Linked DNA regions of Homo sapiens: region 1 is linked to region 2. The links are chromatin loops, found by intact Hi-C in ENCODE. Cell type or tissue: PC-3. All regions are shown on one strand. Links, peaks and the distances in the headings refer to the core of each region. The heading gives the core; the rest is flanking DNA. Region 1 overlaps LOC105370802 (a long non-coding RNA gene). Region 2 overlaps LOC105370802 (a long non-coding RNA gene).

Region 1 (15,749 bases), core at 4,796-7,295, 120 kb before region 2:
AAGAGACAAAGGCTTGCTGGAGATTTTATAGGATAGTGTTTATGCTGTCTGTCGAAGAGGGCTTTGTGCAATATTGATAATGCCAAGGTTGCAGTGAACTGACTTGCAGGTGTCTGGTGATAGCTGGATGCAGGAAGATTGAGAGTTATTTGCACAGGAGGGCTGTGTCCTGAACCATGAAGAAAGGTAAACTTGCAGTTTATCTGTTTTCTCTTTTTGCTTTCTCCTGCTCCCACAAGCCTAATTCCCTTTCTCTACTTAGGACTCTACAGTGAGAACACATAATATCTACTTTTTGTAAATTTCCAGTATACAATACAGTATTAACTATAGTCATCAGGCTGTGCATTAGATCTCTAGGCTTATTCACCCTATATGACTGTAACTTTGTAACTTTGTACCCTTTGACCTACATCTCCCCATTTCTTCACTCACACTCCTGGTAACCACCATTCTACCCTCTGCTTCTATGGATTTGACTTATTTAGATTCTACATATAAGTGAGATCATGCAGTATTTGCTTTTCTACACATTACTTTCTCTCTCTCCAGCACCTAGAAGAGTGCCCACACCAAGTGCCTACGTGTTTGAAAGAAGGAAAGAACAACAGTGGTCCTGCTGCCTTGTCCCTGAGTGGCCATTCTTCCTGGCACAGCTGGGCAGAGTGCGGGAGTGTTCAGACTGGGGAGGGAGGATGATGTAGGTAGGGGATGGGAGGCCTAAGTGAGTGAAGCACCCCATGTACGGTGAGGAAGTCAGGGCTAGAACAGACAGATATACCCAGGATGCCCAGAGATTCATGGGAAAAACATTTCTTTAGCTTGTTCAAAAGCAGCAGAAACCACTCTCTACACATTAAAAAAAGCATACTAATTTACGTTGCATTCCCAGCCCTCAATCAACCGTAGAGTGTACAATCTGATTGAAAGAGCCCGATCAAGGCCATTTTCTCTAAAGAGTGGATCCACACGGGTCAAATCATGTGCATTCAATACATATTTGACCAATATTCTGATTCACTGAACTCCACCAGGGAAGAGACAATCTCCCTCTCTAAGGGAAAAAATAAAAGATCCTGAGAAAAATAGTCTGTGGTTTCTTAGTGCAGTAACATTTAGTCACTGAGCTATATAGCAAGTTAAAGGTCTTTTAACCAAGTTGATTTAAAATAAATATCTATGCTTTCCAGAAAGCAGTGTTTTTAGGTTATTCTTATGCCTTATTTCTGAAAACAGTTAACTGAGGCAATTTCTTTTTAATTAAAAAATGCATTTGAAAAAAAAATTACTCCCAACCAGAGCCTGCTTATTTCTTGCTGCCTTTTTAGCTATTATTTTCCTTTATCATTTTGTAGGCGAAATGACACGGCAAAATTTTTTCCAGCATTTACTCAATTTTGTTCAGAGCCACTAAATTTTATATACAATCATATTCCTCTTTTGCTACAGAGAAATCTCATGAATTGCAAAAATGTGAACATTTTGAATTAGAATAAAGATTTCCTCACATCGTTTTCTATATATGGAATCGTCTCATTCTCATCATTCCCTGGTTTTAAAAGAACTGACTATCCCAGATATTGACTGGAATTTTTCTTCATGTAGTTTAGAAGACAACATTATTGATTACACTGGGCTTTTCTTATTTACCACCTTTTCATCTGTGATGGGCCATATGGGTATTCAGTGTTTAGTTATGTGTGTCTAAACTCTTTGAGAAAGACAGTTATTTGTCAGGCTGCAAATACCTAGAGAGCCCATAACAATTTTCTTTCAACAAGCAATCGTTAGGCTTCTTCTGGCTTGGAACGATACGACCCCAGATCCTCCTGGGTGGCACACATGGTCAGAGACAAAATGGCATTAAGAGACTCTGGACCTGACTTGGATAAAAAATGTAGCCCCAATCACCAAAGAGGTCAATTTGTCGGGCAAGATGGCTGCAGCTCCACTCACAAACCCTACTTTTCTTTTTTAAATGGTATGTTTCCTTCCCAAGAGGCTGTCCAAAGAGGAAGACAGGGATGCACACCCAGAAAATGGCCTCGATCGGGTTCTTTCAATCAGATTGTGCACTCCACGGTTAATTGAGGGCTGGGAATGCAACATAAATTAGTTCCACAGCTTAAAATAAGAGAAGTAGATAGTATCTCCATTTTTCAGAGAAAGAAATGGAGGCTTAGAGACGTGAGATAACAAGTGGCAGAGCCCAGATCTGAGTCCCAAGTTGCACCCTGGAGCCCATGTTTGCCCCACTGTGTGAGCAGCCAAGCTGACTTCCCCAGACAATGGGGATCTGCAGCACCACGCAAGGGAACTAGGTTATGACAACTAAGACTCCAGTTTCCAACCTCATGGCCTCTGAAATTCCCTAGGGAAAAGTTTCTGCTGCTGTTCACCTATCCTACTGATAAGGACAGCTACTTAATGAAAGTGAGAAATTATGACTCTACAGCTAGTCTGTCACCTGATGTCCCAGAGAACAGGCTTTTTGTTTGGGAGGAGCAAAAATGACTACATCCTAGAAAAGACCACTCCTGGCCGGGTGCGGTGACTCACGCCTGTAATCCCAGCACTTTGGGAGGCCGAGGCAGGCGGATCACCTGAGGTCGGGAGTTTGAGACCAGCCTGGCCAACATGGTGAAACCCCATCTCTACTGAAAATACAAAAACTACCTGGGTGTAGGGATGGGCACCTGTAATCCCAGCTACTCGGGAGGCTGAGGCAGGAGAATCGCTTGAACCCAGGAGGCGGAGGTTGCGAGTGAGCCGAGATCGTGCCACTGCATTCCAGCCTGGGCAACAGAGTGAGACTCTGTCTCAAAAAAAAAAAAAAAAGAAAAGAAAAGAAAGAAAGAAAAGACCACTCCCAAAGAAATGATATCCTGCCTCCACACCTCCACCACCATCACGAAATTAACAGTACATGTATTCCCTTGGGATTCATCACTCATATTTGAGCATCTACTTTGTGTCAGGTGCTACCAGTGCTGAGGATATAGCAGTGAGCAACACATGTTTCCTCCCTCAAGAACTTGAGGCAGACCAGTGGGGATGACAGAAACAGGTATCACAGTAATGGTGGACACATGGAGGGCCATCTTCCCCAGCTTATTTGGAGAAGGGTGAGAGGGGCTGACACAGGAAGTGATGTCTAAAAGGAGACTGGAAAAGCGAACAGAAGCTCAGTGAGGAGAGAGCAGCTGGGATTGCAGCAGCATGGGTCAGGAAGAGTTCTAGAAAACAGCAAGGACAAAGGTCTGGAAATAAAAGAGAGCCCAGGGAGTTCAGCGTGGGGAGTGGAGAGAAGTTTAGTGATGCTGGAAAGATGAGTTGATGTTAAGTTATATATGGCATCTGCAGCCACAGAAAAAGATTGGGGCAGTGTGGTAGGAGGACAGGATCTGACATCCTGAGCTGGCACCTGAATCAAGGCTATCAAATGGAAACAACAATTTACCCACCTCTAAGCAATGTGGTGAGGAGCTACTGAGCTAACCCATAGAGAATGCTGTGTATAGTGCCTGGCCTATACAAAGTACTGGGTAAAAGGTAGCTATTACCATCATTGTTATTTTATTCTGAGGGTCAGGAGAGCCATGGAGGAGTTTCACAAAGGCAAAGACCATCAATTTACGCTTTAGAAAGGCTGTTCAGGCCAGGTGCCTGTAATCCCAGCACTTTGGGAGGCCAAGGTGGGTGGATCACCTGAGGTCAGGAGTTCGAGACCAGCCTGGCCAACATGGCGAAACCCTGTCTCTACTAAAAATACAAAAAAAATTAGTCGGGCATGGTGGCAGTTGCCTGTGATCCCAGCTACTTGGCAGGCTGAGGCAAGAGATCGCTTGAACCTGGGAGTTGGAGGTTGCAGTTAGCCAAGATCGCTCCATTGCACTCCAGCCTGGGCAACCGAGCAGGACTCTATCTCAAAAAAAAAAAAAAAAAAGAAAGAAAAAAAAGAAAGAAAGGCTGTTTAAGGGACAGTGTGGCAAACACATGTACAAAGGACAAGGCTGAAGGCAGGTGAAACTAACAAGGAAACTCTTGGGCAAGAAACCAATCCCTTCCACATTTCATAGCACAAAGTCAATATTTAAGAATGCCAATTGACTGTACCCAGTAAAGGGAAAACATTTTTTGAGTGCAACATTAAGATACCATCCTCTGTTCATACCTACATGTACTATATATTAGACATAAATTTTGATATCCAGGAGACAAAAGCAAAAGGACCTAGAGTGTAGGGAACCATAGGATGGGGAAGTGGAGGGATCCAGAAGAGCAAGACCACCCTAGATATTTGGGAAGGGAACATTTGGCAGTAGGGTGGGAACAGGGCAGATGGGGCAATGGGAGGTGCTCTCGAACTATATTCTGTCTGCTTCACAGTTTTGCCTTACAGATCTGCATCTTACTGCCTGCTTTTTCAGAAACAGACACCAATTGTCACAGGCTGGGTTCCCCGGCAGACATCTCATTGGCGTTTGTGATGCAAGACACTTATTTGTTAAGAGTCAACACCTGTGAAAGAAAGCATGTGGAAGCAGGACTGAGGAATCAGGAAGTTGCTGAACTGCAACGCAGGCCTAATAAAGTCTTCAGGAAGCTGGCAGGAGGCTCAGAAATGTGTATTGCCAATCTGAGCTGCCTGGTGGGCTGAAACCTCCCTCAGTTATGACAGACCATCCTAGAAAAGGCAGAAACCTGGCCAAGTGACTGTCTCTAGCTGAGAGAGCCCAAAGCAGCTGACAGCTGGAAGCAATCTTGCTGACCACACTCCCCAAAGCCCCACAGCTAAGCAGACGTCCTTCTCAGAAGGACAGCACATATCTGTGTCTACCACACTTTTCCTTCCTACCTTCTGAGAATATTTTTTGAAGAAGGTTTATTTTACTGCTGTCTTTTCCAGGTTATCTTAACTCTGGGATCTTTTCTAAAGAATCATTCTTGTCAGACTGAGAGGCACTTTGTGTTGGAAAACATTGCACTATATACCAATGAAAATTGCATGTTGTAAAAAGATGTGTATTTTGTTCTATGTAAGTTAACTTTGTTAATATGCAAGGAAGGAAGGATCTAAAGAAGTATCTGTCACTCCTTTGACTATAACAGTTGATTCAGTTGATCTGGTTATTTAGAAAGATGCTGGTCCGTGCTTCATAGCTCCTCAGGCCTCCTTCCTGATAGCACAAAGTTGGGCAAAGAGAGGACCATCTGGCCAGGTGTCATGGCTCACGATGCCTGTAATCCCAACACTTTAAGAGGCCGAGGCAGGCGGATCACTTGAGGCCAGGAATTTGAGACCAGCCAGGACAACATGGTAAAACCCCATCTCTACCAAAAAAAAAAAAAGAAAAAAATTAGCTGGGTATGGTGGTGCATGCCTGTAATCCCAGCTACTCAGGAGGCTGAGGAACAAGAATCGCTTGAACCCCAGAGGCAAAGGTTGCAGTGGGCTGAGATTGCTCCACTGCTCTCCCACCTGGGCAACAGAGCGAGATGCCGTCTCAAAAATAAATAAGTAAATAAAAGGACCTTCTTAGAGAGAAAAACTAGCCCTCAATAAAGTTAATCAGTTTTAGCTAGAGCAAACCAGCTAACATTAAGAAGTTGGTCTCTGGCTATAGCTGAGATGTAGATGACACCTAGACAGCAGGGGTGGGAATGGTTTGAGTGTGACCCTCATCTGCTCTTCACTTAATTTAGCCCATGGTGTCAGTACCCAGAGGTCTAGCTCCCAGTTAATACCCTTATCTAGTCCATGGTAGCATAGTCCCAAACTGTACTCTCTAAATTGCTATGATTTATTACCCTGTGAGTCTTCTCCAACCCTCTACCACCATCCCTACTCACTTTCTCTTTAAAATATTCACTAACTAAAATCATTCAATTGGATAGAAATGCATTTTGTCCTGTTCTTTATTGTAAAAAACAAAAGTAAAAAAAAACTTTTAAAAAAAGAAAACTAAAAGAAGTGCCTTTCTGTTTATATGGCTCTTGTCTAATTTCCTAACCATCACCCACAACTCCATTTTGTGGTAGTATTTTTCTTCATTCCACACAGTGATATAAAATGTCGGTGTTGATGAGTCATTTTTCCTCTTCAACTTGTTAACTTCTACAGAGTTCTTATCATGCCAAGCATTCCTTCACAAAATAAAGTCCACAACAGATGACTCATATACCTCTTATTAGAAAGAAAACATCAAAAGGATGAATAAATAAATAAATAAAGCAAGTAAGCAACCATAATCCACTACCTGCTTAGTGTTAAGAGGACTTCTCAAGCGTCAGAACAGCTTTACGAAACTCACTGCTGAATCAGCCTTGGAGGGAGAGGTGTGGCCGCCCAGCCCAGCTGATGCATGGGAGCGGGCTGTACTGGGCTTTTCAAGAGCGGAGAGAGGAGGAGAAACATCCCTATTTTTTTACTATTAGTATTCTTAGAGATTTGCTTATTTTACTTACATGTGAAAAAAAAAATTAACCATAGGTCTCAAGAGAGAGACAAAAGGGAATACACATTATACTCTAATCCTGGCACTCCACCATCATCCAGAGCAATACAAGCTATGGAAGACAAGGACGAGCGGAACACAGATCCAAAGACTCGCGAGTCATGCAAAGACAGAGGGAGATTTTCTCCAGTTTCTTGAATTATTTCTGTTTTAAAATATTCAGTAGCAAGACTCATAGCAGAGTATCCCTTGCCAGCTACGCCACAACTCTATCAAATGGTCTTCTGGTCTTCCAGGAATTGATTTTGATCTGCTCAGTAATGCTTAGACCCACATAAAGAAAATAAAACTAATGTAGGCCCCATGGAAACTTCAGGGAACATCCCCCAGGCATTTATTACACCAACAGTGCAGGTGCACAGTGGCATAGCAAGAAGCTCTGAGACCACAAGCAAAATATCAGATAGGCTTTTTTAATTTTAAAAATAAATAGACCCCTAGCTTTGTGCACTAAAGGGGTTTGTTGAGTAGTATTTACACCTGTGGAGAGAGCAGAAGGTGTCAGCCGAGAGAATCAGCGTTTTTCTCTAACTCTAACTTGATTTCCATTATTTTTGCAGTGTCCTCATGCAGGCCAGAGACCCCAGGGTGTTTTATTCAAGCTGTGCAAACAATACCAGGAAACAGGCAACTCTAAAAAAATGTACTGAACTTAAAATGGGGGAAGTGCCTGTTCTGGCTCTCTTGAGCTCCTTCATTTGAGAGGAAACTCCCACAGTGTGGACAATGCACTGGCCTTGGGCCCTGGAGCCCTGGCCTCTGGCTGGGTGGCCTTGGACAAGTCACCCAAACTCTCTGATTCTCTCCTTCTGTAAGATAAGCATGGTACCACTTCAGACAGAGACTGGTGTAAGGATCAGATGGGAAGGTAAGTAGAAGCATTCTAAACAGAGTGAGAATAGGAAATATTATAGAGATTTTAGATGTTCCTTGTAATTTAAGTAGTTCAAGTGAAGTTGGTAGAATGGGGAGAGTAGTTTTCAGATGCTCCATCAATGTCTAAACCCCAAAGCTTGAATCTTGAGGACAGATGTAGCTACACCAATATGCTTGGTTTTCTTCTTTACTTCTTCCTGCCCTTTTAATCCATCCTCTTCTATTCTGGAATTCCAATCCTTTATAGTGCCCCACATTTCCTTCCCAGCCCTATACGTTCTTATTAGTTAATACTGCAGTGTGTAGGCCAATTTCATGATGTTCTGATAATTATGATGTAGTGGATTAGCCTGAGCTGGCTGTAAGAAGCTGTTACCTGTTGAATTCTGCAGGAAGCAGACTTCTTAATGAGAATTCATGGACAGGAAGGTTGTTAGTGCATATTCTTGGAAAAAGAAAGGAAAAAAAGCCAGACTGGGTGAAAGGAGAAGTTTGGCTGTAATGTAGTTTCAATGAAGGCCTCCATGAACCCTATGGAAAGTTTTTTTTTTTGTATGGGGGCTCTTCAGTGCTGTCCATGCTTTCAAATCCCCATAAACATCAGTCATCAGATGTAGGCAGCCCTCACAAGGGGCATGGCCTTCAGTTAAGGCAATAAGAAGCTGACAACTGAAGTCTTTCTTCCATCAGAACTCTCAGTAGCTGGGGGAATAGATCCTCCAATTCTGATATGAGATCTGAGTAGTGCATTTCAATAGTCTTCCCCAGAAGCCACCAAGCCACCATGAGTGCATCCACCCTTCGCTGAGAGGTTGATCTGACCCTTTGCTCTTCCAGGTGAAGGAGACTCATGACTATGTCATGGCATCAGACAGCATTTGAAGCAGAAGGCTCAAGCTAAGTGACCAGGAAAGACCAGGCAGAGACAAGTCTAGGAAGTTCTCACTATCTGAAATGAGTAGAAAGTTTATGAACCAGAAGAACAAAGTCAGAAGGATTACCTAGGTTTCAGGAACCAAGACTGCCAAGGTGTAAAGCACCAGGTGTAAAGCACAGGAGGAAGGCCCAGGACCAGCATCAGGAAGTGAACCCAGAGGGCAGAGGCAAGTTCTTCCCTCACTGTTGGGGACCAGCTGAGTGCCAGGCCCCCAGCTCCTCTTCTCCAAACCTTCCTGCTGTCAGAAACATAAAGGGCACGCAGATATTCATTTAACAAATTCTTCATATGAATTTTTAGAGCAGAATAATGGTTAATCTCTGTTGGATAATGTGCTTCCCCTCATCAAGATGAAAGCTGAATAGGCCATTGTGATTTTCCTCCTCAGCCTTGGATTCTGGTAATTTTCAAGTTAATTTCATTGTTGATTTTCAACAACCATCTTGTCACAGAAACCTGGTAGAATTTTCCTTCTCTCTTTTCTCTGCCTCTTTGTATCCTTATTTCTCACACTTCCTAATGTAACAGGGTTTTTTTTAATCCTTTAACTATCTGAAATCCCTAACTGGGCATGCCTAATAGGCATCCCTATTTTATAACTAGTGGCCTCTTGCCTGATCCTAGTCACAACTCTGAACAGGGAATGTAAACTGCACCTACTGGGGAGATGCATAACCATGAGCTGAGAATTTCTAGTCAAGGATGAGGACTAAGGTTGTATTTACTCTTCTTAATTTCCTGAAATTATTAGATACAATCCAAAAGAATAAAAAATGAAGAAAACTGCATCTAAAATGAAAAATAGAAAATGGCTACAATTCCCAACCCCAGGCTGTGAAGAATACTGTCAAAAGATAGTAAACCTTAGACCCAAACCAGAGATAGTGAAAAACAATTCATACCTCCTTGAGTCTTAATAAGAATGCAGATTTCTTTGAAAATAAGTGGGAGGGACCCATGGGTCCCAGCTTTACCTAGAACGATGAGAAGGAGGACCATGAGGCCATTTGAGGTGGAGGCCATCCTGGAGAAGAGGGGAAGGGTAGAGGAGTCTTGTTACACACGGATGAACAGAGGGAGAACAAGGACTGAAGAAGTACTGTTTTCACCTTTGCTTTTTCCGAGTAAGACTCCTATGCTGAAAACAGCCTGAGATGAGGCAAGGAGGAAAAAAGACCAGAAATAGCAACTAGCTTTGAACTTGCTTACAACATCCAACTAAGCAAAATAAATTAGTACAGAATCATCAAATAGAAGACCTATGAGCCATGGAACTATGCTGCAAATTCACATGGATCCTCTGGCTGGCAATCTGCTTACCTGGAGAGGGAGAGAAGGAAAAGATTACCCCCAAAATTAGAACGATAATTCTAACAGTGATGCTATGATATATATGAAATAGAAGACAATAAAACTACTACCCAAATTTTAAAAACCATTAAAAGCAGCAAGAAAGAAAAAATATATATCTGAAATGCAATGATGTGTACTTTTTGAGACAATTAGGCAAAATGGGGGAAAAAGGACAAAAGAAGATGACAAAGAGAAGATTAGAGATGTGGAAGATGAAAGCAGTTACCTAATATAGAATTGTTATTTTTCGATAAGAGAATGGAATAAATAAGCCCTGAAAAAAGTTCAAAATACAATAAAAGTTGGCAGAGATAAAAGAAAGCCCTAAATCTGCAGTCGCAAAAAAACACACTATGAATTAAGAAAATTTGCAGAAAAAAATAAATCCACTATCTACACGGAAAAAGTAGTCACTTACAAGAGGATAAGGGTCATCAGGTTACTACATTCATTCTCAAGAGGGATGATATTGCCTTCAAGGGGACAAAAATTTATTATTGGGGGAATGAAAATAATATTAGATATTATAATAGTTTGTGGCCTTCTAGAGGACCATAATATATAAATAAATATAGAGCATATCTGTAATATTAAAGGATCTTTGGGTAAGGAGCAATGATGAAAATAGAAACACTGTGTTAGCATGATACATCCACAGAATATTCAATTCCAGGGCAATGTTTACAGAGTCTTCGGAAGACATAACCGTACCCCAACAATTTCAGGCCAACCAATTATCAGCCATAAATACGGTCCTTAGACATGCATATGCAGTCAGGACCTAACAACCATAAGCCCTCATGAGAAAAACGGATACAGAATGAGCCCCAGCCAGCCAAAAGATGACCCAAAGTAAAGAACCAGAAATGGGGAAGCTTTGATATTTAAGGACTGGCGGTGAACAATGGAGCCATTAGAATTTTACAACATTTAATATGTTTTGTAAACTTTGACATTGTGAAAATAAAGAAATTAAAAAGCAAGGTAGTGAGATATGGGTGATGGATGAACAAGGGCATTTATTTCCCTGTATTTCATAGCAAGGAGTCAATAGAGCTAGCCTTAAAAAATATTTACAGTCATAACAGTGACCCCCAGAGGAACTAAAAACCAGATTACAAATCTCTCAAAATGTCAGTAGAAGGGGAGCAACAGAACCAAAATAAAGAAGACATAAACCATATAACCAAAGATGGGAGATTGAAGATGGAAAACTATGGAAGCATTAGAAAGAGAAAACCCCTAAGATGACAGGATTGAAACACACGTTATGAATGTAATATGTATGTTACATGTGTATGTGTAAATACAATAAATTCATCAAAAATTATCAAATTGGATTGAATAAACAAAAACTAGCTGTATGCTTTATATTATTCAAATAGTCATTCATAAAGGTTATAGGTAAAATTATTCATATTACTATTCTTTTTTGCACTTATTTACGTCTTTGCCAGACAGAATTCAAGGCAAAAAATATATTAAACAAGGCCAAAGCACAGTTTATCATCACAAAAACATTCAATCTAGTGATATCAATGAAGACATCACTAATGTTACATTTTACATTCTAATTATTATAACATAAGAATACATAAAGTGTAAAATGCAGAAAATTTAATGAGAATTCTTCAAATAGAGGAGGATTTTGATTTATTTCTCTCAACCTCAAATAGGTTAAATACTCAAAAATTTAGTGAGGATATAAAGAATCTAGAATCTAATTCATTAAATTACATTTTTATAATTCCACATCCTTAAAAAGAGTATAGAACTGTTTTCAAATACTTGTAAAAATATTTACAAAAACTTGGCTATATATTGGGCACAAAATAAACCTCAAAAAACAAATTGTAATAATAGTAATGACCATGCTGTCTGGTTATAATGCAATAAAAGTAGAAATGAGTAACAAAATGAATCACCTGAAAATGCTAACTCATTCTCTAACAATTTATTTAGTTCATGATTCTGTTATTGGCTCCAAAGTTGCAGAATATCTAGAAAATAATAATATTAAATGCACTCAGTTAATAATAAACCATAGTAAACAGCTAAAGCTGTTAACAGTAGAAAAATTGAAGTTCTATACTTATATTACTAAATATTACTAAATAAGAATTCAACTCAATAATTTAAAAGGAATTAAACCTAAGGAGAGCAGAAGGAAAACATTATTTACAATAAAAAGAAATGCATATGTTATAAAACAGAAGACAGAAAGTAGAATTTATCAATATAACCAAAAGGCGATTCTTGGCGGGGGAAGTAATATACATAAATCAGCAGTTAGCCTAAACAAAAATTAAAAAGGAGAAGGCACAAACACAAATAATAACAATGAGACTAAAGGGAGAAAGAAACCTCATCTGCATAAGATATTAAAAAGAATTATGAGTACTTTGTAAAAACTCTATAAAAATAATTTTGAATTTCTAGATGAAATAAATATTTTCTAGGAAATTATAACATCCAAATTGAAAGTATTCTTGATTTATTTCATGACTATAGATTTATCATCTTTCTCTTCTAAGTCAAAGAACAACTACTCCCCACACATCCTACACCCAAGAAAACTAGGTCAAAAAAGATTCAAAAGCTTTTTTTTCCAAATCTCTAAAGAACAAATAATGTGGTATTATTTCAACCCTTTCAAAGCATAGAAAAGAAATACACTTTCCAAATTCAGATCAATTTTGCTAGTTAATGACAATGTAAAAGTCTCTAATATAACATAGGTAAATACAGAACACGAAAAAATGTACCATGACAAATAGGGCTTATTAAGGAATGAAAGGGTTTTTCAACAGCAATTAAAGGCCATGGTCTTCCATCTGACATTGATTACTCCTTCGTTGGGCCAATCTTGTCACTAATCCCCAGCCCTCTAGGTTCATTCCTTACCTGTCTCTTCCCATCATCCCCCACCATAGTCTATACTCCATCTTGTTGACAGAGCTTTCCAACACACATGTCTGTATTTTGTTTTTCCCCTACTTACACTCCATTAGAGATTTTCCACAGCCTTTGGGATAAAGTTTAACTCCTTGATCACAGCACATGAGGGAGGCTCTACCAACCTCTTTAGCCTTGTTTTCAGCCCACACACATGGGGTTGATCCTCTAGCCATTGCAAAATACTTGGAGATCCTCAACTCCTTTTACTTTTTCTTGACTCTCTGTTTTCCCAAGTGCTGTTTCCTCTGCCTAGAACACTTTTCTTCCTCCTCCTATGCCTACTCAGGCATCATCTTCCACTCAAAGAAGGCTTCCCCAGTGCCCCCACTAGGCTGTGTTGGCTTACTTCCCCATCTTTCTAGTAGCACCTTGTGCAGACCTCAGTGGAACTCATCATCATGAATGGGAATTGTTAGTTTGAATGGCAGTCTCCCACTCTACACCCTAACTTCCTTGAAGACAAAGAGCTTTCTATCTTGCACTGAGCATATGCCTGGCATATGGAAGACACTAAATAAATACCAAAGGAATGAGTACTTCCGATTCTGGTAGAAAATCATCTCCAGATCAGGAAAGTCACTGCAAGTGGTTAATGAAATCACCCAGAAATGGGATTACTTTGGGGTCTCTGCTTAAAACTACAATATGCCAGCTTCAGACCATAAGAGATTTTTTTTTTCAGGATTGTCAACATGTGAGAAATAAATCACTATCTCAGAGAATGATGTGTTCTCATGAGGTGTCTTCTTACACATGGGAGGATTAGAGGTAGAATTTCGTAGTTTGAAGGTGATAGAAGGCTAAATACTAAGTAACCCATCTAAAAACTCAGTTTGAAACAAGCACAGATTTATTTGCCATCACTGCATAGCAGCACATCTGTACACCAAGGTCCCCGATTTGCCATTCTAGAAGAGGAGCTTCACACTCAGTATATCACATTGTGGTTTGTTTTGTTTTGTTTTGTTTTGTTTTGTTTTGTTTTGTTTTTTATTGAGACAGCGTCTCACTCTGTTGCCCAGGCTGGAGTGCAGTGGTGCAATCTCAGCTCACTGCAACCTCTGTCTCCTGGGTTCAGGCAATTCTCCTACCTCAGCCTCCCAAGTAGCTGGGATTACAGGTACCCACCACCACGCCCAACTAATTTTTGCATTTTTAGTAGAGATGGGGTTTCACCATGTTGGCCAGGCTGGTCTCAAACTCCTAACCTCAGGTGATTTGCCCGCCTCGGCCTCCCAAAGTGCCTGGATTACAGGTGAAAGCCATACCACCCAGCCATCACATTGTTTTATATTGCAGATTTTATCATCAATACAGGGGAGAGACCACTGCTCCCCTGAAGCTGCTACAGTGTTTCTCAGCAAGGTTTCAATTGTATTTCTGGGTCCTACATTCTTGAACATTCCTAGTTCAACCACAGCTCCAATAGTATATATTTTATAACATTATTTTCATCTTGCAATTTTATTTAAAGACTACTTTCAAGCTTTTTGGGAGAAAAACGCTTGGGAGTTGCACTGATGTAGTGTAACTCATATTTTACATATGAGGAGCAGGATGCCAGATAGGTTAGGTGAGTTTGCACACACAGTTAGTTATTAAAATCCAGAACCACAATATAAGTACTTAAATTCTAGATACAATGTTCTTGTTTTGGGGAGGATAATACTTGTAGTCATTTCTACTTTGTTACAAGTCTATCACAGCCCAAAAGTCTAATTCTTTTGATGTCTAATTCTCTTGATAGAGCATCAGCTACTTTTATTCAATTAACTGGCAGGGGAGGGTTTTCTATTTTCTAAAATATTACTCAAAGACAACACTTTTGTGAAAGTTGTCTCCACCAAAATAGAGTCACTGATGTTAAGAAAACCCTGACAAGCAGAGCTGGGAAAGGCCATGAAGAGAGGGTTCTCATGCTTGTATGCCTGATATCAAAAACTATCACAGACTGCAAAAACCACAACCCTGCACAAACTGCCATCACAACCTTACATAAAAAATGCTTCTGCAAAGACATCTGCCTAGCAACTGCTTGTACAACCTCAGACTGGTGTCATCCTTGTTATGGGTCTTTGTAGCCAAGGACAATTATTTGAAAACAGTTATCCAATCCTCTTGAGTTTTTCCTTTAAATGCCTTTATCTCCATATACCTTTCTGAATATGCACATAGTTTACCATGGCATGTGTATTTCCACTGCAATTCTTTATTTCCTAATAAATATCTTTTATTTTAGAGAGCCTCTCTCTGTTCATTGTTTAGGTTGATGTACATGGTATCAGAAATGGGACCTGAAAAATATCACTATTGAAAGGAATCGGTGATTCCTGGAAGCAATGCCCAGTACTCACTTGAGCCTTTTGACCTCCCTGCTTCCATGGCTAGCCTTTTCTGCCCTGCTGAGTCTTCAGTCTGATTTACCCTCCCTCTTTTTGGTAGAGGATTTTTTTATATTATTTGGGATCTGGTTTGGATAAGGGCACCTTAATAAAGGACCATGCATCCCTTCTGCGATAATAAAAAGCTTTTTGTCCTTTCTGGAATAAAGACGAGTGACTCAGGGGATAGAGTAATCTTGGTTTCTACAAAATTTACATTCTGTCTGTGGGTCATCTCTTATCTGGTTTGCACACCAGTTTAATATTTTGTTCAATCTGCATACGTGGGTTAAAACTTTCCAAACACTCTCATCTTGGTTTCTTTTGATTTGGTTTGGCTCTTTTCCCTTGCTTATTTCTGAAAATATCCCAGGAGCAAAAATAAACATTCTAAATGCTGAGTGCAGGATGGCTAATTAAAAGCCACTAGGGTGACTGCCACCATCTAGAATGTCAGTCCAAACCCTGACATTCTCTGAAAGGACTTATGAGATTTTCATTGCTTTTGAGAGATTAATAAGAAATGGAATGGGATTCTCAAACACTAAGGCATGCCAGGTTTTCCACAACTCCTGTCAGGTACATATTATGGTCTGTTCTTGTGCCCATTTTTAAACCAATGGGCAAAACTACATCAAAGAAAATTCAGAGCTCAAATGGTCATTATACTAAAAACCTGCAATTATGGAGTTAACATGTAGCGTTTTCTAAATTCTCATCTATTTT
Region 2 (15,749 bases), core at 5,383-7,882:
TTTTGTTTGTTGAGCGAGGCGGTAAGTAACAAAGTAGTTTAATTAGAAGCCGCAGGTCCAGAATAACCACTGTCACTCTTCTAGAATGAAATCCAAACATGTTCAATACAATTCTGGCCACAATTCTTCCCCCATTGTAAAGCTAAGTATACAAGAAATGCTCAATTTTTCAGTGCCATAATAGCAAATTAGCATAGAATTACCCCCAAACTGGCATTTGGAATTGTATTCTTTGTAGGACTAGTGGGTCACTGACTTTCTGCAGATACTGATTGATTGACATGCTTGACTTTTGTATGTATATTTGCTTAGTTTTCATGAAGGAGGAGAATGGGATTTGTATGAGGATGCTCAGGAGAGAGGAAAGCAATGGAAAGAATGCTGGTGTCAACCGCCAAGGAAATGGAATAGATAAGGAAGGGCAGACTTGAAGCTGCGCACAATTGAGATGGGCCTCCGGAGATTCCCAGAAATAACTGGGGGAGGCTCTGAGGAGCTGAGTGCCTGTATGAGAAGCAGACATGTCATATCTGGAAAATGTGCCGTAAAAACAAACAAACAAACCATATGTGTACTCAAAAATTGGGAGGCTGGGAGACACAGGTTATCCTATGTACCCAGGTTTAAACAGCATTCTTTTTGTCACATTACACATAACATAGCTTATACCCTGCCTTTTTCCTTTTAGAGAAAAGTGTGTTTTCTCAATAATTAACACCTCTGCCCAAATGACTCGAACCTCTTTACAGGAAACAGTTTATGAGGCAACTGGATAAAGAAGTAGGAAGAGGACAGGAGGATAAAATGAGTTAGAAGGATATTTTACATTTCATCAAAATATAAAATAGCACTTCATGTTTGTCTCCTCCAGTGTACCATCACCAGCACCCCAAAATAAAGCCTGCATCATATGGAGACAGGCCAGTATATGTATCGGTTCCAAAAAGACATTTCAAGAACTGTGATCTGAAGTTCATCCACAGTCAAGGTAGGCTGTTCATGATGCAGTCTAGTCACACCCAGGAGAAGTCTGGAGTCCTGTGGCCCAGAGCCAACAGCATCCGCACCACCTGTGAGCTTGTCAGAAATGCAGAATCCCAGGCCTCACTTAAGACCTACCACATCTGCCCTTTTACAAGATCCCAGGTGATTCATGTGCACATTAAAATTCACATCCAGCTTAGATGACCACCCTTTAAAGGTATTGGGAAAGGCAGAAAGGGAAAACTTAAAATAGAGAAGAATTCTGAAAATAATGAAGGTGGTATCTCTCCTTTAATTTCTTGCCTCTCGCACTAAGAAAGCAGCTTCCCAACATGCAAAAGAGCATGTGTGTAAGCAATAAAGGGAAATAAGATACATATATATATATATATATATATATATATATATATATATATATATATCTGTTTCTCTTTACAAAAAAAAAACACAGGAGAGATTAATCAGGAAACACTGAATCTGGTTATTTATGAGGTATAACAGGAGACAGTGGGGTAGAAAGGCTATAGGGGAAACTGATGCTTCTCTGGATATACCTTTTAGCATAGCTTTAACTTATGGAGGCATGTTTTACATATTCAAAAAGCAAAATGAGCCAGGCACAGTGGCTCACACCTGTAATCTCAGCACTTTGGGAGGCCAAGGCGGGCGGATCACTTGAGGTCAGGAGCTCAAGACCAGCCTGGCCAACATGGTGAAACCCCGTCTTTACTAAAAATGCAAAAAAATTAGCTGGGCATGGTGGCGCACACCTGTAATCCCAGCTACTCAGGAGGCTGAGGCAGGAGAATTGCTTGAGCCCAGAAGGCGGAGGTTGCAGTGAGCCGAGATCACACCACTGCACTCCAGCCTGGGCGACAGAGGAAGACTCTGTCTCAAAAACCAACAACAAAAAAAAAGCAAAATGAAATCAACAATGATGGGAAGAGGAAAATAAAACCCTAAAACCTAAAGCAAACTAAAACAAATGAACCAATCGTGTTTCAAGTGAATACCATAACCATAGTGAAGGAGAAAAAACAAAACAAAACAAAGAACTAATCCAAGTAATTTATGAACGTAGTATTTTTGACTGTATACCCCTAGTCATAGACAAGATTGAGGTTAGAGAGAGCAACAAACAAATCCTGAACTCTTTTTAATACATTTATTACTTATACAGGTATTGGCAAAACAATTCTGAAACTATTTTAAATGCATTATAGAACTAAACAGATGAGTAAATGTATTGATGTTGTCCACAGCCAAGGGTTAATGCCTGCTTGAGACACACTAACGGCACAGGGTAAGAGTTGCTCCCCAGAGCCTAGCATCAATCATGATTTACTCAGGAATAGAGACAGAAGCAGTTTCATACAGACACACAGAAGAGAAAGAGAAGTGAAAATGGAGTCAGAGATTAGGGTAATGCAGCCACAAGCCAAGAAATACCTACAGCCACTACAAGATGGAAGAGACGAGGAACAGATTCTCCCCTTAGAACCTTCTGAGGAAGTGTGGCTCTGCCCACACCTTGATTTTAGACTTCTGGCCTCCAGAACTGTGAGAATACATTTCCGTTGTCTTCAGCCATGAAGTAGGTGACAATTTGTTACTGTAGCCTCAGGAAAGCTGCAAAGTGGGTATATTATTATCTTTACTTGCCAGGTAAGGAATGAGAGGCATGAATAGGTCAAGTAACCTGCCCAAGGTCAAGAACTAGTGAACAGTGAAGACAGTACTAGAACCCAGGAAATCTGAGCATAAAGACAGCCCTTATAACCTCTATTTCATACCCTTTCTATCAACTAGTGCTTAAAGAAGATAACTATATATAGTAGATATCCTTCCATGTTAAAATGTGATTAAGTAGAAAAGCAAGTTACAGCACTCTATGTAAACATAATTTGGTGAGTGAGCATGGAATCTCACCTCAATAAAAGTTCATAGATTTGCTGGATAAAAAATTATAAGAAATAAATTCCTAATTGGGCTCAGAAAACAGAAACATTCCCAATAGGCAGAAATTAAGAAGGAACATAAATCCAAACTGATAAGCTTGTGAGCAAGGGCTGGAGTTTAATATCCATGAGGGTGCAAGCAACTTAGTTTCAGAATGCACAAGGAAGGGAGTAGGAAGTGAAACCCTCAGATAAAGCCAGGATTCCTGAAGGGCTGTCCCTCAGTAAAGTGGACTAGATAGACTCCCTGATTAGCTCAGAGAAGGAACAAAGAAGTTTGTCTTTATGGGGAAACAGTCCTCCATTAGAAATAGCAGGCCCAGGCCTGTTCCACACATGTACATGGGCTCTGAATTTATAAAACCCACATGGTACAGGAACTTCCAGCCAATAAATTAATGTAAAAATGGGCCCCATATAAGTGAAACCCTGGAGCTTCTAGCAAAAGCAAACACAAAACTGTTTAGAAATAAGACTTCTAATACCTAAAGGATACAGAACATTCTAAGACATACAGACACACACACAAATAAATAAATTCTGACTGAAAATAAGCTGACAATAAAAAATTACAAAACGTAGTAGAAAAAGAGTTACCATAAGGAAGGGTCAGCAGTCATTGCAAAAGGAAAGATTTGTATGATCGATAACATAACAACCTAAAAGAGATTGTTAAATAATTGTGGTTTCAACTAAAAAGATTTGAAACCATAAGGAAAGGACAGGCACTGTGCCAAAAAAAAAAAAAAAAAAAAAAAAAAAAAAAAAATGAGATAACTTCTAGGCCAGACACGGTGGCTCACACCTGTAATTCCAGCATTTATGGAGGCTGAGGCAAGCAGATTACTTGAGGTCAGGAGTTCGAGACCAGCCTGGCCAACATGGCAAAATCCCGCCTCTACTAAAAATACAAAAAGTAGCCAAGTGTGGTGGCAGGCGCCTATAGTCCCAGCTACTGGGGAGGCTGAGGCAGGAGAATCTCCTGAACTCTGGAGGCGGAGGTTGCAGTGAGCTGAGACCATGCCACTGCACTCCAGCCTGGGCGACAGAGCAGGATTCCATCTCAAAAAAAAAAAAAAAAAAAGAAGGAGAGAACTTCTAGAAATGAAAATGATGTAAAACTCAACGAACAGGTTAAAGAGTAAAAATGGCTGAGAACACAGATGTAAAAAAAAATCATTCAAAATGCAGCAATAAGAGATAAAGATATAGAAGATATGAGAGATACTTACATAAATTTAACACAAAAGAAAATAAGAGAGAGAGGTTAAGAGAGTTGAGAAGTTTTAAAATACATCTCATTTAAATTCCAGGAGAGAAATTAGAGTATGAGGTAAAAGCAACAATCAGAATAAAATGTCTGAGAATTTATGAGACTTGATGAAAGACAGGAGTATCAATCAGAGTTTAGGCAGAAAGCACACTCAAACCAGGTAATTGAGAAAGGTTTTTTAATAAGGTGACTTTTTTTGTTGTTGTTTTTGACACAGTCTCGCTCTGTTGCTCAGGCTGGAGTGCAGTGGCGCAGTCCTAGCTCACTGTAACCTTGAGCTCCTGGGCTCAAAGAATTCTCTCACCTCAGCCTCCCAAGTAGCTGGAACTACAGGTACTGTTTTTTGTTTTTTGTTTTTGTTTTTGTTGTTTTTAGAGTCTCGCTCTGTTGTCCAGGCTGGAGGGCAGTAGCACGATCTCAGCTGACTGCAACTTCCACCTCCTGGGTTCAAGCTATTCTCGTGCCTCTGCTCCCGAGTAGCTGGGATTACAGGTGCGCCACCATGCCCAGATAATTTTTGTATTTTTAGTGGAAAGCTTTCACCATTTTGGTCAGGCTGGTCTTGAACTCCTAACCTCACGTGATCCACCCACCTCAGCCTCCCAAAATGCTGGGATTACAGGCGTGAGGCACTGTGCCTGGCTTTTTTTTACTTTTTGTACAGATGAGGGTCTCCCTATGTTGCCCAAGTTGGTCTTGAACTTCTGGCCACAAGAGATCCTCCTGCCTCCACCTCCCAAAGTGCTGGGATTACACGCGTGAGCCACCATACCTGGCCTAAAGCAACTATTTTAAAAGGTGAGAGCAAGGCAAAGGGAAAACAACAAGGGACGGAGGGACCACTGAGAGCAAGGATTCGAAGAGGCAAGGGGAGGGAGAGGCCACCAGAACTCAGAGAAACTGTATGAAGGTTGTCCAGAAGCATAGCTGTGCCCTCAGTGGAGGGACGCATCCAAGCCCTGGTAAACTAGCCGGAGGGAGCCTGGAGAATAACACCTCCACCTCACTCTCCTCACACCCTGGGAGCTTCTGCAGGTGCCTCTCATAGATGAAACTGTACTGAAAGTCAAAGGGCCAGGAAAGATGCAATCCATCCATTAGCTTTCTGGGTTCAGGGCCTGTAGGTGAAGACCCCTTTACCTGAACAGCTCCCTACTATAGCTGTACGGTACTTACCAGTTTTCCATAACTCTGTCCACCTTTATAGATAGTCCCTAGGCATTGTAAATAGGCAGTGTGCCATCTGCTTCCTGCAAGGACTTTGACAGCCTTTATTGATAGGCACACGCACACACACACACGTGTTATATAAGTGGATAGGAGAAGGGAGAGGAAAGAGAGAAACAGGGAGGGGAAAGAGAGCAAGAGAGAGAGAGAGGAGAGACTAAAAATAAGTATACCAAAGTGCAACCATTTTGATCTTTGGGTTTATTTTCCTTTTGCTTACTATATTTTCTAATTCTTTTATAGTGAACATGGAGTATAATGGCACAAAAGATAGATCTTTTAATAATACTGAATCTGTCAAAATTGTGGATTCCTAACCGATTCATTTGCTACTAGACTGACATCATCCCTAACTCAGACTCCCTGTCAGAGCTAAAGACTAAATCAGTGATGTAGCTGTGGGGAAAAAAGAGGGGAGGATTCAAATCAAGTATTAGGCAACAGTTTGTAAGTAGTGAATTATCTTATAAACAGGGTTATATGTATCCTTGCTTAAGCTCAGTAAAATACAATCTCTAAAAAGTGCATGGCTGAGTTTGTGAAGTTGGCATCCAGGCCTGTGAAAGGCAACAAGAAGTCCTATGCAGCCTAGATCGTAGCTTAGGTTTCAGACATGTAAAAATAAATTTTATCCTCATGATTCAACCTGAGGAAACTGATTTTAAAAAAATAAAAACAAAAAAATAAGTTTTGTATTTAAAAAACAACAATAAAATTACATCTCTGACTGTCTAGAATCCTTCAAGAAATGAGGAGCTGAACTTTTACCTTGGCCAAAATTGAAGATGGACATTATGTTCATAAATGCTTGCTAGATTTTTTAAATCTACACACACAGCTAATCATTGCCCGAAACTCAAATATCCATATGATGGAACTTGAGGTGAAATCTGGCTTTTGATGGATTAGAAGGCAGGTCCTCATTTCATCTCTTGCTTCTGTTGCTACCTGGAATGTGACACATTCTTGATTACAGCACAATAAACGGGCTTGGATTCAGAGGAAATAGCGCCATCTACTGCAACACCACTCAAATACTAGTTCACTGTGCTTTCCCCACAAGCCTTTCACTTCATTGTTCTAGCTCAGACTAGCTTGTGAGAATTAACAAGATTTGGGTTGGAGGTTGGAGGGAAGGGAACCATGGCCACAGGCCAACACTTAACTGTATTAAAAATCCCAAGTCTTTAGTGAGAATTATTTGTTATTAACATTGTAATGCTATTAAGCAGGGATAATTGATGGAAGCCATTTTACGAGGCACTCAAATGCAAGTGTCAATTTCTTGGCATTTATATGAGAAATGACATCATCAGCCCAATTCTCTGATGAGGAGTGCAGGAGGATATAAAAGCCAGTAGAGACAGTTATGAGCCCTTGGGTCCTTAACAGCAGCTGCTACTTCCTCACGCCCCTACCCATACCATTGGAGAGATTATTATACCCAAGTCCTACTTTCGTCCTTTATCTGAGATAGCAACTCACATTCAGGTGAGGGAGACAAGAGGAGGCATTGCAGCTACACATATGTTCATCTTAAATTCTGCAAAAAGTAGACTTTTCTACATCTGAAGCAGGACAGAATAATAGGCATAAGTTCAGAGAGCAGGCAAGCCATGGGACTTGGTGGGTCAGGCAGGATCACAGAAGATTCCACTAATAATTGACAGATAGCTTCACAAGAGACCAGCTGTCGGCCCCGTATGAGATGAAATGCAAATACAGCTGTCTTTGGACTTTGGCTCAAACCCTGCTTGGCATGCAAATGCACATGTACCTCTTCCAGCTCTAAAATTCTATGGCAGCTCACTTACACTTACATTAAACCGTGTAATAAACAGAAAACCTGGCTCAGAGCAGCATCAAAACCAGAGTCCCCTGGCCTTTCTCACTCCTTCTTGAATTCCTACCCCATCACTCTGAAGGCTTGAGAAGTTTCTTGCTCAACAGCTACATCTTTGGGTCTACAGAATTGCCTAACTGTATTATTCCTCTTGCTGGATTCTCTTTATTATAAAACTAGAATCTTGGGGGTTGGGGAAAAAAGCCTCAGTGCCTCCACAAAGAAAGTTAATATCTATATTAAGTAATTATTAATGCCACATTTCACACCTTTCACCACTTGGTCTTTCATTCTTCCTGCCCAGTTAAGAGTCACCTCACACTCACACTTTCACCCATTCATTTGTTGGTTTTTCAAACCATCTATGCTAAATTCTACCATCTGGCTGTTTGAGTGCAATGACCTAGTAGCTGGGTTTTATGGATCTCCAACAAAGAGTGAAATACACTGTATTATGTGAGCAAAGTCTTAGACTGTGAATTGGCATGATGCCTTGCTACTTTTCTTGACTCATCTTTGGGTGTTTTACCTAGGAGTAGACTTTGAAGAGTCTATCACACACCCAATGAATCTGCAGCTTGACCTGGTGCTCCTGGCCACTTGTCCATTTCCACATGGGAACAGTTAGACAGAATCACGTATACACTTTTGGGGGTGGGGAAACAAAAACTCAAAAGCCTTCAACTTTCTGTGGTGCTCGGCAGTCCTTCTGGATGTCCCTTTCTCATTCCTCACATCAGCAATTTCTTAAACTTTATCTGCCTTTCTAAGTTTCTTGTCTCACCCCCTCCCTCCTTCTGCACAGAGGGGAAAATGAGGACTTGAGAACTGAGCTCCTTTCATTTCCTCCTCCCCCATCTCCATCTCTTTGCCCCCACTCCTAAACACATCACTGTCCCTGTGACATGTTCCTCCTTTTATCCAGGACTAATCCTTTCACCTGAGCTTCCAGCCTTAGAGACTTGACTCCATCATCATCATCTCTCATGCTTCTCCATCTCTAGAATTTTTTCATTCAGGAGTCTCACAGTTCTCAAATGTGAAAGGGAAAAAAAGAAAAAGAGAGGAAGGACAGAAGGAGGGAAGGAGGGAGGGGAGGGGAGGGAAGGGAAGGGAAAAAAACTTCCTCAAGACAACATCTCCTCTGATTTTCACCAAATCTCTTTCCTCCCCACACAGACAAAATACCCAACAGAGTATGAGGTCTATTTGTGTCTCCATTTCCTCACCAACTGCTCTTTCAGCAACTCAATGCCATCCTGATTCAGCTTCCACCACTGCACTTAAACCTAACTGAGGTGTATTTGTGCCATTGTATGTGTGGTGCATCACACCTGCCTGGTTTATGGTGAAAGCGCCATGAGTGTTAGCATAGAAACAAAACCTCTCTGGCCAATCTCCTCCTAATTGGTAAACCAAGTGGGCACTTTCCAATTTTTCCTTCAATTGACTTTTCTCCACCAGCAGTGCTTCCTCAGACATCTTCTCCCACACTGGCTTCCAAGTCCTTTCCCTCTCCTGAAGTTTCTCCTACCTCTGACTCCATGCCTTTAATCTTCATCTCTTGGCTATGTACTCTTGCTGGGGACTTCAGCAACTCTCATAAGAGCAATTACCATCTATATGATCATAAATGTAACATGGTGCAGTGATGACTTACAGTCTATACCTGCATCCCAGAACTCTATTATTTTCATTCCACAAACATAATAAGTTCTTACTATGTGCCAGTTTAATAGTCCTCCCCATAGGAACTCTCCATTGAAATGATCCACAGGCATCTAAACTCAGCATGTTCAAAACTTAAATTATTGTGCCACACACACACACACACACACACACAGTCATATTATTCTTCTGTCTTTCCTTTTTAAGTAAGTGGTACCACCCATGCACCAAGTCAACCAAATGAGAAATGTAGTAACAATCTTAAAATCTCTTTTCACCCACACCTACATCCAAATAGTCACCAAGTCCTGTGGATTCTACCTCCTAAATTCCCTAGAATCACTCCCCTCCTCTCCAGTCCACTGTCCCACCTCAGTTAAGCCTCCACCCTTTTTCACCGGCATTACTGCAAAGTCTCTTAATTGGCCTCTCCTTTCAGTCTTAGTCTCGGCCAAACAATTCTCCACACTGGCCTTTCTAAAATAAATCTAATAATAGCACCTCTCGGTCTTAAAAAATTCTGTGGATCTCTACTGGCCTCAGATAAGATCCAAACCCATAAAAATGCCAATGATCCAGCTCCCAGCTACCTATCTAGGATCACATCTCAACACCCCACTCTCCTACCTATATTCAGTGCCTGTGGTTTCCCATGCTCCCTCACTCTTTCATAACTCGGTACACACTGGTACCTCTACTCAAAGCCTCTTTACCCTCTTATTGTCTATCCAGATTTGTTCACACTCCCAGACTCAGATCAACTGTTGTGTCCCTAGAATATTTCCTCTGCCTTTCCCCTCACATCCCCACTCTGAATTACGTGCTGCGTTCTTGGGAATTCCAAAGCATTCTTTGGAATGTTGATACTTCTCTCTACCCTGGCACTTATCACACTTTCTTATGTTTCGTATCCTCTACATTGTAACCTGCTTGAAGCCAGGAATCATTGCTACTCAGTATCTCCAGTCCTATCTCAGTGCCAGGAACATAGTAGATATCCAGTAAGTGTGTGTTGAATAAATGCTTGTAGAATGGAAGATTTACAGTAAAAAGCTTCCCCAGGCTTCATCAGCTATGGACACCAATGAAGTCATAGTCACAATATTAACTCAAAGCCCACTCTGGCCCCCAGTCCTTTCATGTTAGATCTCAGACTCTGCAAATACACACACACAGAGAGAGAGAGAGAGAGAGAGAGAGAGAGAGAGAGAGAGAGAGAGAAGGCTGTGCTCAGGAAATTGCTTACACATGATTCCTTCAGACTGCAGGAGCTTCCCACTCCACTTGACCTCAGCACAGTCTCCACTGGTCACTGATGCCCCTTCCTGGCACCTGCACCGATGCTGCGAAGCCTTCATGATGGTGGTCTTCAGCAAAAGAGAAGAGTAAGTGAGCAGAGAAGAAAGCTTATCTCCTCTGTCAGAGATGGCCCAAAACAATGCAGCTTGTGCCTTGATTTTTTACACACCTTTGGATAAAACATCTCTTTCACCACTAATTTGCACACCCCTGCTCTGCATGGGGCCCCAGATAAGTTCAGTGGAGGTTGATGTCAGATAAATCTGAGTGATGGACACAGAGCTGACTCAGCCACTTTTCCTTTCCAACAACGATGGTATTCTTGACAGAGGAAGCTGATCTGCCTGGATCCTCTCTCCTTCTGCATTAGTGTTCAGTGCCCCACCACTCCCTGCCCAGGGGTTCATTGGATACGGCTGATTTTCACCTATATTAAGCCGGAAAACTGTCCCTGCCACACCCTGCCTCACACACTGTGCTGGCACAGGGCACATAATAGTAAGCAAGGCAGACATGCCATCATGGAGGCCACAGAGCATAAAGGTGAGAGACCGAGTGCTGGAGCCAGGCCACTTGGGTTTACCCCTGGCTTTGTCACTTTCTAGCTGTGTGACCTTGAGCAAGATACTTTACCTCTCTATGCCTCGGTTTTCCCATCTGTAAAATGGTGATAATAGAATACCTAATTTATAGTGTTGTTAGGACGAACAAGTTAAATCATGTTAAACACCATTGCCTGGCACATAGCAAGTACTCTATAAAAGTTAGCTGGTATTATTATAGCCTAATGGTAGATAAAAAACAAAATAGACAAATAGGAAAAATAATTACTGATTATAATATGTGTCACAGAGAATAACAGGAATGGTGAGAGCAGGTCGTTTTAGGCAGAGCCAGAGAAGACTCTCCAAGGAGGTAATTTAAGTTGAGACCTTAAGTTCGAGAAGGAGCCAGCCACAGCAATAGCTGGGAGAAGAAAATTCCTTGCAGAGGGTCAGAAGGAGCAGCAAGTGCAGAGTTCCCAAGACAAAAAAGAGAGCTTGGTGAGCCCTAACAGTAAGAAAGGGTCAGAGAGCTGAGCAGACTGAACAAGGGGCAGATGGCACAGGAAAAAAGGAAGACCAGATTGTGCAGGGTTGATGACTGCAAGAGAAAGTTTGGAGTTCATTCTATGTTCAGCGAAAAGCCATTGGAAAATTTTAAACCTGAGAGTGACATCTAATCTACATGTTTTAAGATTATGCTAATAGATTGAAGGTAAACAAGAGTAGAAACAAGAAGAAAATTAGGAGACTATCGCAGTCATCCAGGATAGAGATGAGGGTGACTGCCACTAGGGGGTGGTGGTGGAGATATAATAAATAAATGGTCTAGGTCTAGTGTTCTCTACAGAGAAGATGCAGTGGTCTTTGCAATAAGGCAGAGCTGGCTGGAGCATTAAAAGTTAAGAGAATGTGAATTAACCTGTCTTACTATAACCTGAAAGAGAGAGATGTTTTTGTTTGTAAACATGGTGTTCCGTGAAAGACAGACCATCACTATTGTCTACAACACAAAGCAATGATTTACTCAGTGTCTGCAATGTAGTCTAGCTCTGGATTTGGTAGAAATGACTTTGTTCCAGGATGGAAGCACAAATATCTTCTTTTCTCCTGATACATATCTCAGCTCTTGTTTTTGAGTCATTAAAATTATTTTTACAAATATTCTAAATAATAAGAAAGCAAACAAAATAGGCATTAGCTTCAATAATCATGCAAGAATTAAGTTATATACTTTGGGTTATTTATAAAGCAATAGATTTATATTTTACAGGTTATAAATGTCTTGTATTATATAAGCCTTTTTGTACTAAATATATATACTATATTAAAATATTATATAGAAATTGGAAAATTTTTATTTTACATAATTAATTTTATAATAATTTTCTTTTATAAATATTGATGATTATATACATGATTTTTTAATGTCACACTCTTAGTCAAGAATGTAGCCCCAAAGGGAAATAAAATTTTCTTCACGAGAATTTTTAAAAACTTACTTTGGCAAAATGTGGCCTGCTTATAGTCTTGTATTACACTATTTCCTGGCACAGGTCCACACACAGAATAGATTTTAAAGGCATGTTTTGGTATCGTCTTTTCTCTGCTCTCAACCAATGAAGTTTTCTCTCTCATAATCTCTCGTCATGAAAAAGTAGGTTCCATCTAAGAAAAGTATTACCAAAACACTTCAAGTACAAAAAAAAAAAAAAAATCATGTCAACGTATATTTATCAAACAACTAATAAACTTCTTCCTCTATCCACTCCCAAAATCCATTTATTTCATCCCAACTAAAATTAAAGTACATGTAGAATTGTGCCAACTAAGAAAGTAACTCATGTCTTAAAGAAAGTGGAAGAGAGCTATAGTCAGAGGGAAATAAAGGAAAATAAAAGAAGCCACCCAAACTTAAAGGCCACTTCTCTCAGGATGGCTTTCAAGACAAAAGCTCAAGGGAATTAACATTTGTTGCATATAAAAACTTAGGGAACATAAAACACTAAACTAATGTGAAATTCTAACCATCCAGAGAACAAGCACATTCAGAAAATGGAAAGCATGATACAGTGAAGAGAATAAGCAGAGCCAAGCTTGGGAGGTAGGATAGATTTTGTGAGAAGTCAGGTTAATTCTTAATTGGTCAATGCATGGAAGAAAACTAGCAGATGGGAAGCCAGCCAAGGGACTCAAGGTTAAAAGCATTAAATAAAACACTTTGAGTAAAATGGTAATCAAACAATAATTCACAAGTAATTTGGCTGATTAAAAATGTCTGAAAGAGGCGGCCCTCAACTCCACTGCTGAGCTAGGAATTCCATATACTGAGCTTATAAGCATGAAAGTTGGGGTGAAAGCTGCATGTCTCCAAAATGGTCGTCCTTCATGTTTATGTGTAGAGGATGATCTCTTTCTGGGCTGGCTGAGTTGGTGTCCAAGGATCTATTTTACCCATTTGTTCAGTATCCAAGATGGTGAGCCTATCTGATTATCTAAAACACTGACTCCTAGGGCCAGACTGGAAAATGGCCAAATCCTTCGGGGAAATCACAAAATCCAAATGAAAGCAGATTCAGAATGGTTATTTTTAAATGTGGCACATCATTTCCATAGGCCAAGAAAAATATCAGGTTAGAGAGAAGAGTAAGAGTGCAGAGGGATGTGGCACCATTAGAAATCCCAACAGAGGCCAGGCACAGTGGCTCACAACTATAATCCCAACACTTTGCGAGGCCGAGGTGGGTGGATCCCTTGAGCTCAGGAGTTTGACACCAGCCTGGGCAACATGGCAGGACCCTGTCTCTATTTAAATATATACATACCTACACACATACATATATATACATACACACACACACACACACACACACGCATATATTTCTTTTATATATATGTACGTATATATTTCTTATATATATTATATATATTTGAAATCCCAACAGAATGTACTCTTCCCCCAAAAGTTTTGAAGAAAGGCCCAGCTGGCCTCCTGCTTTTGCCCGTGTCCCTGCAAATCTCTTCTTAACACAGAATGCAGGTAATTCTATTAAACATAAGTTGGATTATGCCCTCATCTCCTCTAAACCTTCCAATGACTTCTGACCTCCTTCAGAGTAATTTCCAAACCCTGCAGGACCGCATGTGATGCTAAACAGTAAGGCCCAAAGCAGAAGCCTCCACAGAGCATTCTCCCCTCTTTTTGTCTCCCCAGCATTCATATCTCCTTCTAGATTGGGGGAAATCCCTCCCCATGGTATGGTTCTTCGTAGGAGGCAGGACATGCAGTGGTGGAAGAGAAATTGTCCCCTGTCCCCACTCTCTACCTGCTGCAGAAGAGTCACAGGACCCAGGCTAGGCCAGTCCAGTTTGGTTTTTGCATCATTCCTTTGAGATTCAGACAGACAATTTGCAGTAATGAAATCAAAGATGCGGTGGCTGTCACGATGTATATGGTGACAGCAGTGCCACCAGCAGCAAGTGTCCATCTCCAGCGGTGCCCACAGGAACATCCCAACTGGACCATTCTTGTGTTCTTGGCTGCTGACTTCCCTTAGCTCCTGCTTACTTTCTGAGCACAGTTCAACAGCCTCTCCTTTGATTCTGAGAGTTACTATGGCCTTTCAGTAAGTTTTTTTCTGCTTAGATTAGCCAGAATCATCTTCTATTATTTACAACCAAGAATCATAACCATTAAGATGAGCTTTGTAGCACACTGATGAATCTTTGAATACGTGGGCAAAAAGGACTAGGGTCTAGTACGGTGCAGAAAGCCAACTTGCTCTGCATAAAAAGTGAATAGAATTGAGCTTCTTGGGGTACTCAAGGGGAGGTGGCCTGCGTTGGAGTCTTAAAGGAAAGAAAGGAGTCTGAGTCCTGCAGTGGGAACCTGTGCAAGAAAGGGACCAGAAATTTTTTTTTGTTTTTTTTTTTTTTTGAGACGGAGTCTCACTCTGTCGCCCAGGCTGGAGTGCAGTGGCGCAATCTCGGCTCACTGCAAGCTCCGCCTCCTGGGTTCACGCCATTCTCCTGCCTCAGCCTCCCGAGTAGCCGGGACTACAGGCGCCCACCACCACTCCCGGCTAATTTTTTGTATTTTTAGTAGAGACGGGGTTTCACCGTGTTAGCCGGGATGGTCTCCATCTCCTGACCTCGTGATCCGCCCGCCTCGGCCTCCCAAAGTGCTGGGATTACAGGCATGAGCCACCGCACCCAGCCCAGAAAAAAAATTTAATAAGCAACAAGAGGAGGGGGAAAGGAGAGTGAAATGGTTAAAAAAAAAAAAAAAAAAAAAGTCATCAAAAAAGCTCTCCTGCCCAGCGTCTTATCTGTCCATGATCCTTTTATTACCAGAACTGTTTTTTGTGAAGGTTAGCCTCAAGCAGGATGTCATTTGCCAGAGCTACATTTAAAAAACAAAATTAGGACCTAAGTTAGTCTGACTTAATTTTTTTTAATACAGTAGAATATGGGGCACGTATTCTGCTTGTACAGGACTATTGATGGGCTTTCTTGTTTGGCTGAGTAATTAATGTATTTTATGGCTTGCTGGGCATTATTCAGAGATCAATATACTGAAACTCAAAACTTTGGAATAATCAACAAGAATGTTATATTTATGAGGCTTATGAAGTTAATAACAATAGGAATTCCATAAGCCCCACAAGGAAATCACTGTGTTGTTCCCATCTCCTCTCCTGGATTCCTCTCCATCCCTGTCTCTCTCTCTCCTTCCCTCTGTTACTAGTCTCTTCTCCATATTTCTGTCTCCCTCCATCTCTGTGTGTCTGTCTGCATCTCTCTGTTTCACCTTTGTTAATTTCTCTTCTCATGTTCAAAAGGGTTTATCGCATCTCAGAAATATTTATACAATATAGCAAGATAATATAAATTCAAAGTAGATGAGAAAAGAAAAACCAAAGAAAAACACAAAGGTCAGAAGTGAGACTAACACA

Evidence for each region. Hi-C counts contacts between places; a loop is a spot of excess contacts. Peaks named below come from ENCODE experiments on the same cell type or tissue, not always from the same donor. Only the 100,000 strongest peaks of a DNase experiment are listed, where the experiment ranks them.
Region 1: it touches region 2 in a loop (5-fold over the local background); 3 of 110 quality-filtered maps call a loop at or near these places.

What each region holds. Positions count from the first base shown.
Region 1 is chr15:45,910,478-45,926,226 of GRCh38, reverse strand. The region is part of intron 2 of LOC105370802 (a long non-coding RNA gene); the gene reads right to left. Among named protein-coding and RNA genes, the nearest start is that of SQOR, 280 kb to the right of the region's middle. RefSeq lists an enhancer at 5,467-6,666. In PC-3, for the core only: no CTCF peak of the experiment used is centred there; a DNase peak (open chromatin) is centred at 6,206; H3K27ac peaks cover 1,530 bases.
Region 2 is chr15:45,786,366-45,802,114 of GRCh38, reverse strand. The region is part of intron 1 of LOC105370802 (a long non-coding RNA gene); the gene reads right to left. Among named protein-coding and RNA genes, the nearest start is that of SQOR, 160 kb to the right of the region's middle. In PC-3, for the core only: a CTCF peak has its summit at 6,454 (motif pointing left); a DNase peak (open chromatin) is centred at 6,454.